2 separate regions of the Homo sapiens genome follow, and region 1 is linked to region 2. A link is a contact called in ENCODE Hi-C data. All regions are on one chromosome and are shown on one strand. Each heading gives the region's core, a stretch centred on a gene start or an enhancer-like site at or near the end of the contact. The rest is flanking DNA. Distances are from core to core; before and after follow the strand shown.

Region 1 (6,159 bases), core at 1,877-4,376, 880 kb before region 2:
TGCACTAATTTACATATACACTGTAAACATATAAATAAATTACTAAATTACATATATAAATTAAATACACACACACACTCCTTAGTTCTAAAACCAATATTTTATGTAAAAAGAAAACACTAGAGGCATTTCCACTCATATCAGAACAAAGCAAACAAACACACAAAAAAATAGAGATCCTGAGAGACAGAACAATCTCCCACTGTACTTTGACCACTTTTGTCATTCAAAATTGCAAATTGGAGTGAAAGTTATCTCACCAGCACCCCTCCTACTTGGGGCCCAGGTAAATAGCAGTTTAGACAAATTCCACAGGACGTTCTGTGGTGGATGCCAACAGTGTGGCTCTTAATGTCATTGCTTGTTTCAGTGGGAGAGGAGCCATTTTAAGTCATTGTGAGATGAAGAAAAAAGAAGGAAGGTGAGAAAGGGTGAAAGGGAACTCATGGCGAGAACATCTGGCTATCAGGGGCAGAACAATCTGACCAAGATATGAGACAGTGATAAGCAATGGCATCAGGTCACTTTATTCGAGTGAAGGAACCTACTGTAGGTTCAGCTAACTTGGATTTCACACAAGGTCCACTCTCCTTTTGAAAGTCTCTTCTAGCAGTAAACAAGCCATCTGCAAGAATGAGCTGTTCTGATCCCTCGGCCACACAACGTTGTCTAAAACTAATTTCTGTGAAATTAAAAAGTTGCTGGGGTTTCTACAACTTACCCTCCTTGTCTACCTCCTTCTACCCCAAGGGTGAAATTGGAGCATTTGAAGGAGTAAAATAATTAAATTATGCATCCCAATATTCTATCATGGAAGAGAAAAGTACATTGTTTTACAAGCACAAGCCAGGTTATGGAGTGAAGGAGGTAAAAATGGGAATGAGCTCATCACTGTGCAAGATAAATCCTGAGCATTTGTCTCTCAGTAAGAGCTTAGATGCATCGCCCAACATCTTCCAGCTACTTGAACATGCAACTCCCAGGACTCACTCACTATCTCATCCTTCACCTACCCCCTCCTTTGTACACATGCCAATCCTATAATGTGTAATTCCTCATGTCTACTTATTCATGCTTTGGTGCCTTCTTTAGGATTCCTAAAGCCCATGTGCTGGTGTTAACTAGCAGTTTTCTGAATCTGCTTCTAAGGAGCCCATTTCTAATTCTGCATCATGGACTAAATGAGAGGCAAGAGGACACCCAGGCAGGGCCCTTCAACAAGAGTTCTGTGGATTTATCGGTTGTACATTTTGGATTTTGGGCTAACTTTCCCCTGAAAAAAACAATCCCACTCTCCCCTATGCTCCCTTATCTACCAAGTGAGAATTTAAAATATATATCTTGGAGAAAAATTTCTGGACTATAGAGAAAGTATTGATGGGGTTCAGGATATGCCGTCCCAAAATATGACTGAGGAAGATCAGGATATGCTACTCCGAATTATACCACTTTGGCATATTGATTACTTTGAGCTAAAAGAAGTTGAGAACCGGCCAAAGAGGGAAAAGCTTCCCACGTCCCCCTCAATTGCAAACTGTAAAACTCCCTGTTTGTAAAGGAAATTTTCGTTAATAAACGCATCTGTACCAAGAGGAGAACTACTCTGAAAGAACTTTTTTTAATCACCTGAAGACATATCTGCATACCAAGGCAACTTTTATTCATTATGTATTTCCTCCCTTCACCTTCTCATAATCTGCCCCCACCACTCCTCAGATACTCCAAGTCTCTTGTTCTGAGCTCCTGTACGTTTGGGAGCAGGTACAACTAGTCAGCATCACGTGCAACTAGAATCTCAAATACCAACTTACTCTGGGATATCTGCGATTCAGGTGTTGTTTCTGCATATCTTGAAAAAATTTTCAGTGTTATATTGTCTTTCTGAGCAATAATATTTATATGCTGTAATAAAAAATCCAGTAAAACTCCAAATATGACTTTCTGTTCACTACTAGATATATATATTTAGAGCATTTTAAGAGGTTTCTCTTCTAAAAATGAAAGTGACACTGTGATAACTGTAGGCCTTAGACCTTAGGAGACATTGCAACTTCTATGATTGCTCTCCCTGAATGCTGCAATGAGACTGTCACATAAGGAAGTTTATCTATCCTATTTAAGGATGAGAACCACAGAGCCCCAGCTGATGATTAGAATCAACTGCCAGACATGTGAGTGGGGATCTTGGGCCTTGCAGCCCAACTGATGCTCCAGCTGACAACGGTTGTATGAGTGAGCTCAGGTGAAACTAACAAAGGGATTTCCCTGTAAACTTACACACAACGGTGAGACATAATATTTTGTTGTTATTTAAAATTACTAATTTTAAATAATTTTTCAGGTGTCTCATTATGCAGCAATAGATAAGTGATAGAAGCAGAAATATTACTTGAGGCCGAGCATGGTGGTTTATGCCTGTAATCCCAGCACTTTTGGAGGCTGAGGCAGGAGGATTGCTTGAGCCCAGGAATTCAAGACCAGCTTGGGCAACATAGTGAGACGCAGTCTCTACAAATAATACAAAAAGTAGCTGGGACTGATGGTGTGCACCTGTGGTCCCAGCTACTTGGGAGGCAGAGGCAGGAAGATTGCTTGAGCCCAGGAGGCGGAGGCTGTAGTGAGCCATGATCATGCCACTGTACTCCAGCCGGGGCAACAGAGAGAGATCTTGTCTCTAAAAAAAAAAAAAAAAAAAAAGAAAGAAAAAAGAAAGAAAGAAATACTATTTGCCCAAGTCAGAGTATTATTATTTTCAGCATTTTCGTGACAAGCAGGTACAAGTTGTCCCTGTTCAGCTAAGTCACATGGCTTGGTAGGCAAAATCAGCTGCAATTCTGCAAACATAGTAACTGTGGTATAGTTTTTGTTCAGTGAAGACAAATTACCTATTTTATTATCTAAATTTTAAACCCTTTAATATGCTTTCCCAAAAGTTGTCTGAAAATTTTTTTAAAAATCACGAAAGAAAACTAGTGGAAAGCATGACCTAAAAAATGCAATGATTTTCTCAACCTGAAACCAGAAAAATAGAACATTCAAGTATTGAATGAGACATTTTAGTTCAAACTTTGAGGAAGTGACATTTCAGCATAGAACTGAAAGCAGTGAGGGAGTTTGCTGTGCAGTCATCTGGAAGAAGTGGACCAGGCAGAGGGAATAGGAAGCTCGTGCAAAGGCCCCAGTTCAGGAATGCAGTTGTCACGTTCTTAGTATGATTAACTTTTGATAACTATTTATAGTGAGAACAGTGTAGAATAACACAATTGAAAATAAGCTAAACTTTATGAAATTCTTTATTTTCAACATAAAGCGGGATACAAAGTTGACTAATAGAAAAGCAACTTCTGTCTCACTTTCAATAAAAAAAAACTAAAGGACATTGGCTTTAAGTATTTGCTAGCTCAAAATCTGGTTGTAATCTATGTCTCTACATCATTGCCTGGCTCTAATCTCCACCCTTATGACCAACCCAGGTGTCTGGGAGTCTAGTCCAAGTTTCTTGTTCTGAGCCCCTGTAAGTTTAGAAGCAGGCACAACTAGTAAACATCACATGCCACTGGAATCTGAAATGCCAACTTATTTTGGGTGTTCTGGGATTCAGGGGTTGTTTCTGCATTCCCTGAGAAAAATGCTCAGAGTGTTACATTGTCTTTCTAAAAAATAATATTTGTGTGCTAATAAAAAATCCTCCTGAAGTCTAAATATGACTTCTTGTTCACTACTAGATGTACATTTATGGCATTTTAAGAGGTTTCTCTTCTAATTTTTTTCTCTTCATAAAAAAGTATCAAATTTATTTTAATATGTAGTTTCATTTTAAAATTAGAGCTGTTGGACAATTGTTTGTAACTTAAAATTAATTATCAGAGGTGCATAAAACATTAACCAGTTATTAAATACTGACAGTGGATAAAATTACTGGACCAAGTATTTATAAATGCCAGGTTTAATAGTAAGAAGCTCCAGTTACACTACTTAGCTAAAAGAAACATGCTTTAGGCCAGGCGCGGTGGCTCACACCTATAATCCCAGCACTTTGGGAGGCTGAGGCAGGTGGATCACGAGGTCAAGAGATCGAGACCATCCTGGCCAACATGGTGAAACCCCGCCTCTACAAAAAATACAAAAATTAGCTGGGCATGTTGGCGCATGCCTGTAGTCCCAGCTACTCGGGAGGCTTAGACAGGGGAATCACTTGAACCTGGGAGGCGGAGGTTGCAGTGAGCTGAGATTGTGCCACTGCACTCCAGCCTGGTGACAGATCGATATTCTGTCTCAAAAAAAAAAAAAAAAAGAAAGCATGCTTTAGCTCTTCTAGTAATTGCACATTTTTATTTTTAAATAATTTATTCTTACCCAATTACTACCATGCCCAATGAAATTTTCCAAATTTTAAGACGTTCTTTACTACTTATGAAGTATGACTTAACTGTTAACTCTTTGAGAGTTCTTTGAGAGTTCTTGAAACATCATTTGAAGTCTTAAGTCTCACCTTGAACCTATTCGATCAAAAAATATTGAACATTACTACCACATAAATTAAAACAGAGAATGGGATAAAAAACCGAAAGTGGAATCTATATAAACAGCAAATTATGGGATAGTACATTCTATTTCACAGTGGTACTTAGCATACGAATAAACTGGTTCTTGGCTGAATGCGGTGGCTCACGCCTGTAATCCCAGCACTTTGGGAGGCCAAGGTGGGTGGATCACGAGTTCAGGAGATCGAGACCATCCTGGCTAACACGGTGAAACCCCGTCTCTACTAAAAATACAAAAAAAAAAAAATAGCCGGGCGTGGTGGCAGGCACCTGTGGTCCCAGCTACTCGGGAGGCTGAGGCAGGAAAATGGCGTGACCCTGGGACATGGAGCTTGCAGTAAGCCGAGATCACGCCACTGCACTCCAGCCTGGGTGACAGAGTGAGACTCTTGTCTCAAAAAAGAAAAAAAAAAAAAAAAGAATAAACTGGTTCCAAGTTACTACAGCGTTTGGCATATTTATTGCAAGCTTTAAATAATAATGTCACTTTTCTCAACAAGTTATCTCTAAAAAAATGGCAGTGCTTTTAGGTACAAAAACTGTTATATCTAGTAGGCAAAATTCTACACAGTCAAAATAAAAGAATTTTTTATAAAATTATGTTTTAAAAATGCAGAATGTCTTGATAATTACTAGTTGTCTGAAAGACTAAAATCAGAAAAATGCATCAATTAGATGTACTTATTGATTAATATTACTTTGCTTTGATAAAGCCAGAAATGATTCTATTCCAAGAAATAAGCAATAATAATAAGATATGTGATTAATGTACTGTATCTCTTTTAAGCCAAAGCACACTTTTCATCTCAGAGAAGACAATCCTGACTTTTAACATTCTTAATTTTCTTTACGCAGAACAGGGCCCCATTTTAAACCATTATTTGAATAGAGTTCATAATCAAAAGTCATTTTTCTCCAAAAGATATTTTCATTTCAGTACAAAGCTGCAAAATGGCAAATGACTAAGTCAGTTATAAATAATTTGTACCATAATAAGTGCTAATTTACAAGAATTGTCAATAGATACCAACAAACTTCTATACCCAAGCCTAGAAGTTGCTATAGTAATAGGTTAGAACTAACACAGTTCTTCCATATGGTCAGATTTTGTTTGCTAAATAAGACTGTTATGAACTCGAAAGAAGAAATCTTAATAGGTCTTTCCAAGGCTGCATAATTTTCCAAATTATTTTCCTTTGATTGTAGAGCCTGCACATTTTTTCAGTCCTTTTATGGTTGTTTAGCTTTTGCAATATTTTCTTGATGTTTTTGTTTCTTCTTTTGCTCCTTTCACTGGCCTCAATCATCTTGGCCAATTTCCAAAACAGTACAGCACCTGCCAGTAACAGTGGAGGAAAGGCCAAAATGTCTTTTGTAAGAAAACCATATGGGTCCTTTGCAGCCCCATTATACAACGTATTCAGCCCAAGCTTTTATATCAAACATCTTTATAGCAGTTTCACTTATTCTTGATTAATGACCTCTCATTTTGTCCTGGGATTATTAGTGAGCCAATCACAATTTTAGATTACCCTTGGTGGTTTGTATTCTTTAGTTCTACTGTACACTTCTGAGAGAAGGTTTAAATTTCTAAGGGGACCATGTTCACTCCTGC
Region 2 (6,649 bases), core at 1,621-4,120:
ATTTTATTGTGACAATCATCACGTAATCACCTAAAATGTATTTTTCCAATTTGACTTATGCTTGCAGGCTCCAGTGTCGTCTCATTATTTCTGTCATAATATTACTTAAATAGTCACACACTAAAAATAAACTCCTCATGCTTATCACTCTTTATGCAACTATACAACTAATTAATAAATTAAATGCAAACAAAATTACAGAGCCAATAAATTCAGATGATCAGCATTAATTTAATATGATGGATTATGTTGCTTTGCTAAAACCAAATCACCGTTATTGAGTTTAATAGTAGAAAGATGTAGCCTTCACTTTAATTCTATATTTAATCTATTTCTGCATTTTGACTTCTATACAGAGAGTGTCTGTTTACATAAGAAGGTTGTGCACAAATAATAACTTCATGGCTTTGCTTGCTACTTCCAGATAATCAGACCATACATGTAAATAAAACTCTTCTAGTGAGCAATCTTCAAATGCCAGTTTTAATTAGGCACAATGACACATGTGTCGACCTGTTTCCCAGGAGGATGGGACGGCAAATGCACAGGTTCTAAGATGGAAGCCTGCTTAGGGAAGGAACACAAGGGACAGCAAGGAAGCTGGTGCAGCAGGACATCACTCTTTTTTCTGATACCAGAATGCAGGCTCTTCTTGTTGACAGCTAGTATCACCATAGAGTTAGGTACTTCTAATCACTCATGTGCAAGAAAACCACGTAACCAAGTGCTAAAAAAATTAAATGGGCTTGACTACATTGACACTGTGACAGCTAGCTCAACCACATGGGGATATATGTAGTATAATTCCAAGGTAAAAGTGGAAATATTTCCAAAAGGAAAATAAGTTCTCTTAAGTTAGAATTTATAAGTGTTTACCATACAAGGAATCAAGTATCATGCTTAACGTGCAGCAAAACATATCCATATGATAGATAACTAGCAATATTATCTATCACTAACAGACATCTGATACATGAATGGGAAATCATTAGATTTACTCAAAATAAATTTTCTCAATTGGGATCACCTCAAAATCTACATTTTACTTAACATTAAAGATCTTCCTAGATTTTTCTTTTTATTTTGGTAATTCCAGGAGAAAGTGCCTGAGTGAAAACTCACTCTGTTCCAATAGCCACATCTAATCTATCAGAAACTTAAGGAACCTTGAGTATCATCGATTCCAACTCTTCCATTTTAAAAATGAGGAAATTGAAGCCCAGAGTAGCGTGATGCTTTATGCAAAGTCACACAACAAAGTTTCACAGGTGGGACTGGAATCCACAGCTTCTGGATCAACTTCCACATTCTTTCCATTGTTTATGCACTTGACTTTTTATCTCCTGGACCACATGACTTAGAACACTGATTCTCAAACTTTAGCATGAATGAGAATCACCTGGAAGGTTTGTTAAACATATAGATTGCTGAGCCCCACCCCCAGAGACTCTAGTTCAGTATGTCTTGGGTGGTGCCAGAGAATGTGCGTCTCTGACAAGTTCCCAGGTGATACTGATAATGCTGGTCCAGGGACTACACTTTGAAAATGCTTTCTTAGAAGGTAATGAGCTAAGTAATGTTTTGATTTTACTCAAAAGTGTGACAACTGGAACAAGCTGAATTTTTACCCAGGCACTTTCTCCTGGAATCACCAAGTTGAAGAGAAAACTCTAAAGGCTGTTTAATGTTTGAGGTGATCCCAGTTGAGCAAAATTCTTCAATTGAGTAGATTTAATTATCTCAGTTAATATCTAATAGGCATTGTTTTTTCTTACTCAGCAGTTCAATAATTAAGCATGATTCTCATTGGAGACAAAGCAAAGAATTAAAGACAGGATAGTACTTGTTAATGCTGATAAGCCTTTTGCCCTGTGGAAAAATTGAAGTAGTATTTCTATCTTATCTAAAGTAAGAAAATGGTTTTATTATTTGGGTATTAATAATTATGCCAAAATAAAGTATTTTTTACCTGACCCAAGTAGTAGATGGAACATGTTTGGAATAGTATTATTTGAAATCCTTGGGTTAAAAAATGTTTTATGCTGAAAAATTTGACTTTGAGAAGTGAATAAACAAATCTTCCAGGAAATCCTCCTTCCACTTGAGCCTATTTTATCCCAGGCCTAGATGTGCACTTCTCCAAACTTTTGAATGTATTCAAATCACCTGGGGATTTGATAAAATACAGATTCTAATTCAGTGGGTCTGGGGTGGAACCCAAGGGTCTATATTTCTAATAAGCTTCCAGATGAGGCCTATGCTACTGGTTTACGGACTCTGCTTTGAGTACAAAGGGTCTATACAGCTCTGCTCCCAACAGGTCACCAAGGCTTGCTCTATGACCACGTTCTTCAGAACCCATTTCTTCCTCTTTGTCTTCATCTACCACATCTGAATTGCTTTAGCCCAAGCTCCCCAGCAAGATGAGAACGACTGTGCCCTACCTTGAGAATGGTGCAGGGCTTCCCAGTGCCAACCAATGAGGCTTATAATATTATAACTATATAGTTATAACGTTATAACCATGTTATAGTTATAATCTTTGAATTATATTATAATATATTATAATATAATTCAATGATTCTCCAGGTATGCTCTGCTTCGGCATCCCTTTCAGTTCCTTTTTGTTACTCCAGCTTTGGCCCTAGCCAGCTTTCTATTGAAACCTATTAAGTCATTGCCATGTGATAACTTGTTCTACTCCTGTCTGAAGATATCCCTAGTTTATTTGCTCTCAAACAATAGACCATCTGTTCAAACATTGCTTCTCTGGGTTTCCACACTCTTTCCCAAGGTGATGACTCATGGTTTTGTTTAACAAGGCAAGAATAGAGATCCCTGGGGGCTTTTCTGCTGGCCTAGCACAAGTACTAGACAGTTTTGGTGCTGGCTCCAATGTCTCTCCTGGGCTTTTCTGGGGATACCAACAACCTCACATCTCTCCCACCTCAACTCTTCAAGAATGGTTGCCATTTCTCAATTTTTACTCCTCCTCTGTGCACCCCACGCCCCAAATAGTCACATCTTTGCAGAAGTCATTATCATAACCAGAAGTAACAATGGTTAACATGATTGAACACTAAACATGTGCCAAGTACTTTGTATTGTCTCAGATTTTCACAACGAACCCACAAAATAAGAATTATTATTTCCTTTTTAGGGATAAGGAAACTGAGTCTTAGAGATGAGCAAACTTGCCCTGGGCCACACAGATGAAAATGGCAGAGCTGAGATTCAAACCCAGCTCTGTGTGATTGCAAAGACAATACACTACATTGTCTTCCTTAAGGAACTTTGAGGAATATTTTCTCCAATCTAGATCTAGGGACGTTTGTCTGGCATTGGGTAGCCTGCACTGATACAGTGGATGGTCCCATCCTGACCATTTAGTGATGTAGAATCCTTTTCATTAGCCAGTGACTACTAAGAATCTAAGTATTTATAGTTTGCAGAAAGGAATAGATCACACTCTGTAGATACCATGCTTATCCCCTCATACCCACCAAGATACAGCCCACAAAGATAAACTCGATACTGAAACAAGTTGACGTGTAGAGTATAAGCAAATAATTAGAAATTCATTAATTTAAAAAATAAAATTATATTCTTCACATCATACAGAAATATAGATTCCAAGTCAACAAAAGACCTACAAATCAATCAACAAGCATATATATAGTTAAAATTATTATAAGGAAATATAGAGTGATAATTTTGTAATCTAGAGGTAAGAAAAGTTCTCTTAAGCAAGACCTAAAAAACAGAAACAGGCAGGGTGCAGTGGCTCACGCCTGTAATCCCAGCACTTTGGGAGGCCGAGGCAGGTGGATCACCTGAGGTCAGGAGTTCGAGATCAGCCTGGCCAACATGGTGAAACCCTGTCTCTACTAAAAATACCAAAACTAGCCAGGCGGCAGGCGCCTGTAATCCCAGCTACTCGGGGGGCTGAGGCAGGAGAATCGCTTGAACACGGGAGGTGAGGTTGCAGTGAGCCAAGATTGTGCTATCGCACTCCAGCCTGGGGGACAAGAGCAAGACTTTGTCTCAAAAAAAAAACAGAAACAATAAGGGGAATAAAATCAACGTATTTGCCTACAGGTGAATTGGAAACTTGTGTATGGCAAAACACACCATAAACAACTTTAAAAGACAATAAAGAGACTGGGGAAAAGTATTTGCAATAAATATAACAGTCAAATATTGATATGCAGTATAAAGAACTCCTTCAAATTCACCAGAAGAAGAAAAACATCCCAATAGAAAAAAACTGCCAAAAGATAGAAAATGATCATTTAACAGCAGATAAAATATTTTAAAAATCAATACACATGTAAAAATATGTTCATCCTCACTGATAATTAGGGGAAAATAATTTTTATGAGATACCATTTTTTTCAACCTTAAGATTAGCAAAGTTAGACAACATCAAATGTTGACTGGGTTGTGGGGGAGACAGACACTCTCATCCTCTGCTTGTGGACAGTACTCTGCCAGGATCTATTGAAACTGAAAATGCACATCCACTCTGCAGCAGCAGTTTCACTTCCATGCATCTCTCTTAGAGAAACACCTGTACACATGGACAAGAAGATGTAGACGAGGATGCAGCATTGCTTGTACTATCAAAAAAAGGAAAAAATCTGAATGCCTATCACTGAATATACCACGTCAGTAGAAAGTGATATATACATGTGATAGAAAACAATAGAGTGGTGACATGTGTGAAACTATACATATATATCCACAGGGGGTTGGGGGAGAGAGAAAGATCTCAAAAATTCATGGCTGAGTAAAAAAGTTAGGAGAACAGTGCTTTTTAAATAGATTCACAAAAGTTAACTGAAAATAGACCATAGACCTAGATACAAAATGCAAAACTATAAAACTATTAGAAGATAACATAGGAGAAGTTCTAGACAATGTTGGGTGTGTGGGTATGGCAATGACTTAGATAACAGAAACTCATTAATTTGAATTTCATTACAATTTAAATGTTAGGAGGCTAATGCAAACATCTCCAGTGAGAGAAGATGGTGACTTGGTCTGAGATGGTAGTGATGGGATGCAGAGATGTAGAAGGACTGGGAAATCTGTCTTAGAAATAAAGTCAACAGGATTCTGATGACTATGTGTACATCTATGCAAAGAAGCTTGGAAATGGTCAGAAGCATATGCCCTGAGCAGCAACATCTCTGCTTGGGACCAGGGTGAGACAAGTGAGGCACTCAGCTTGGGCACAAAAGTTAACAGGGTGCCAAAATATTCAGTTATCAACATAGATAATATGTTAATGCATTATTATTTCTACAATCAAAATTAATGAAAAAATTTATGACAAAATATCAAAATGTTAAATAAAGATATTATCACTATGGCTAATTTTTCATTTTGCCTCAAGCTCCAGTGTGACTCGACACTGCACAGTTGCTAATCCTGTATTTAACATTTTGATATTTTGTTCATTGAGGACTTTTTTGCACCAATTTTGATTTTTTAAAGTATCATATTAAATACTATGTATCTTTTTTATTTTTTATTGATGCATAGTAGATGTACATACCTTCAGGGTACATGTGATAACTTAATACATTCATATAAATTGTAAAGATCAGATCAGTGTACTTGGGATATTCATCACCTTAAAAATTCATCCTTTCCTGATGCCAGAAACATTCAAATCATTCTCTTCTAGCTATTTTGAAATGTACAATAAATTATTGTAAACTGTATATAGACACCCTACTGATCTTTTGAATACTAGGTCTTATTCCTTCTGTGAAACTGTGTATTTGCACTTATTAATCAATTTCTTTTCATCCCCCCACCCCCACCTCTGGTAACCACCCATCTACTCTCTATCTGCATGAGATCCACTTTTTTTGGTTCCCACATATGAGTGAGAACATGCAATATCTGTCTTTCTGTGCCTGCCTTATTTCAATTAACATAATGACCTCCCCAGATACCATGTATCTTGATTCTTAAATGTTTTGGTACTTTCTTAAATTTTGCACCTGAGGCAAGTGCCTCACTTGCCATATGCTAGTTTTGGTTCTGCCAGAGCTACAGGGATGGAACAAGGATAGAGGAGGTAGTCCAAGGAACTTTATTTGTAATGTTCTAATTCTTAGGAGATTACACTCATATATTACTTGAGTAATCTTTAAATATATACACAGATGAAAGACAGGACTCAAATGTGTCAAAATGTCACCAGAGTTTATTCTGGGTAAAAAGGTGTAAGGGAAATGGTTCTTGGCATTACTGTACTTTCTGGGATTGTAATGGCCTTCAGTGCACCACCCAGATCTCTCTACAGGACAAGGCACAAGTTCTCCTAGCTGCTGGGAGCATTGGCTGCTGATGGCTCACAGCTGAGTGCCTCTTTAAGTCTTGCTCTCTACTGAAAAGAACAGTCCCATCCAAAGCTACTCCCCTTTCCTGGGGACAACCCTCAAGCAATCACTAGTCAACACAGGGATCCAGCTTCCTTTAGCTTGTCCCATTTTCCTTAATGTGAGACGTCTCTGAGGGGCCAGCCTAACTGCAGAGCTGCCAGTGGCATCACTGAGGCCACTGTTACAACTACACTGTAGCCCAGCATCTCCCTCTACCTAATGCTGATTCCCTCATCACTCACACCCCCTCA

The links. Hi-C counts contacts between places; a loop is a spot of excess contacts on that map. Pooled maps may share reads with other maps.
Region 1: a loop to region 2 is called in a map with no recorded cell type, with 3 times the contacts of the local background. The contact joins two enhancer-like sites. A Hi-C loop is called at or near these places in 2 of 37 single-sample maps with no recorded cell type and 2 of 50 pooled maps.

The regions. Positions count from the first base shown.
Region 1 is chrX:43,000,003-43,006,161 of GRCh38, reverse strand. It overlaps the pseudogene SMIM15P1. Among named protein-coding and RNA genes, the nearest start is that of PINCR, 170 kb to the left of the region's middle. Within about 2 kb of position 3,126, at least 2 of the 41 ENCODE cell types and tissues checked have a DNase peak (open chromatin) inside an H3K27ac peak, as active enhancers do.
Region 2 is chrX:42,115,397-42,122,045 of GRCh38, reverse strand. No RefSeq gene overlaps it. Among named protein-coding and RNA genes, the nearest start is that of CASK, 200 kb to the right of the region's middle. RefSeq lists a silencer at 4,492-4,571. Within about 2 kb of position 2,870, at least 2 of the 41 ENCODE cell types and tissues checked have a DNase peak (open chromatin) inside an H3K27ac peak, as active enhancers do.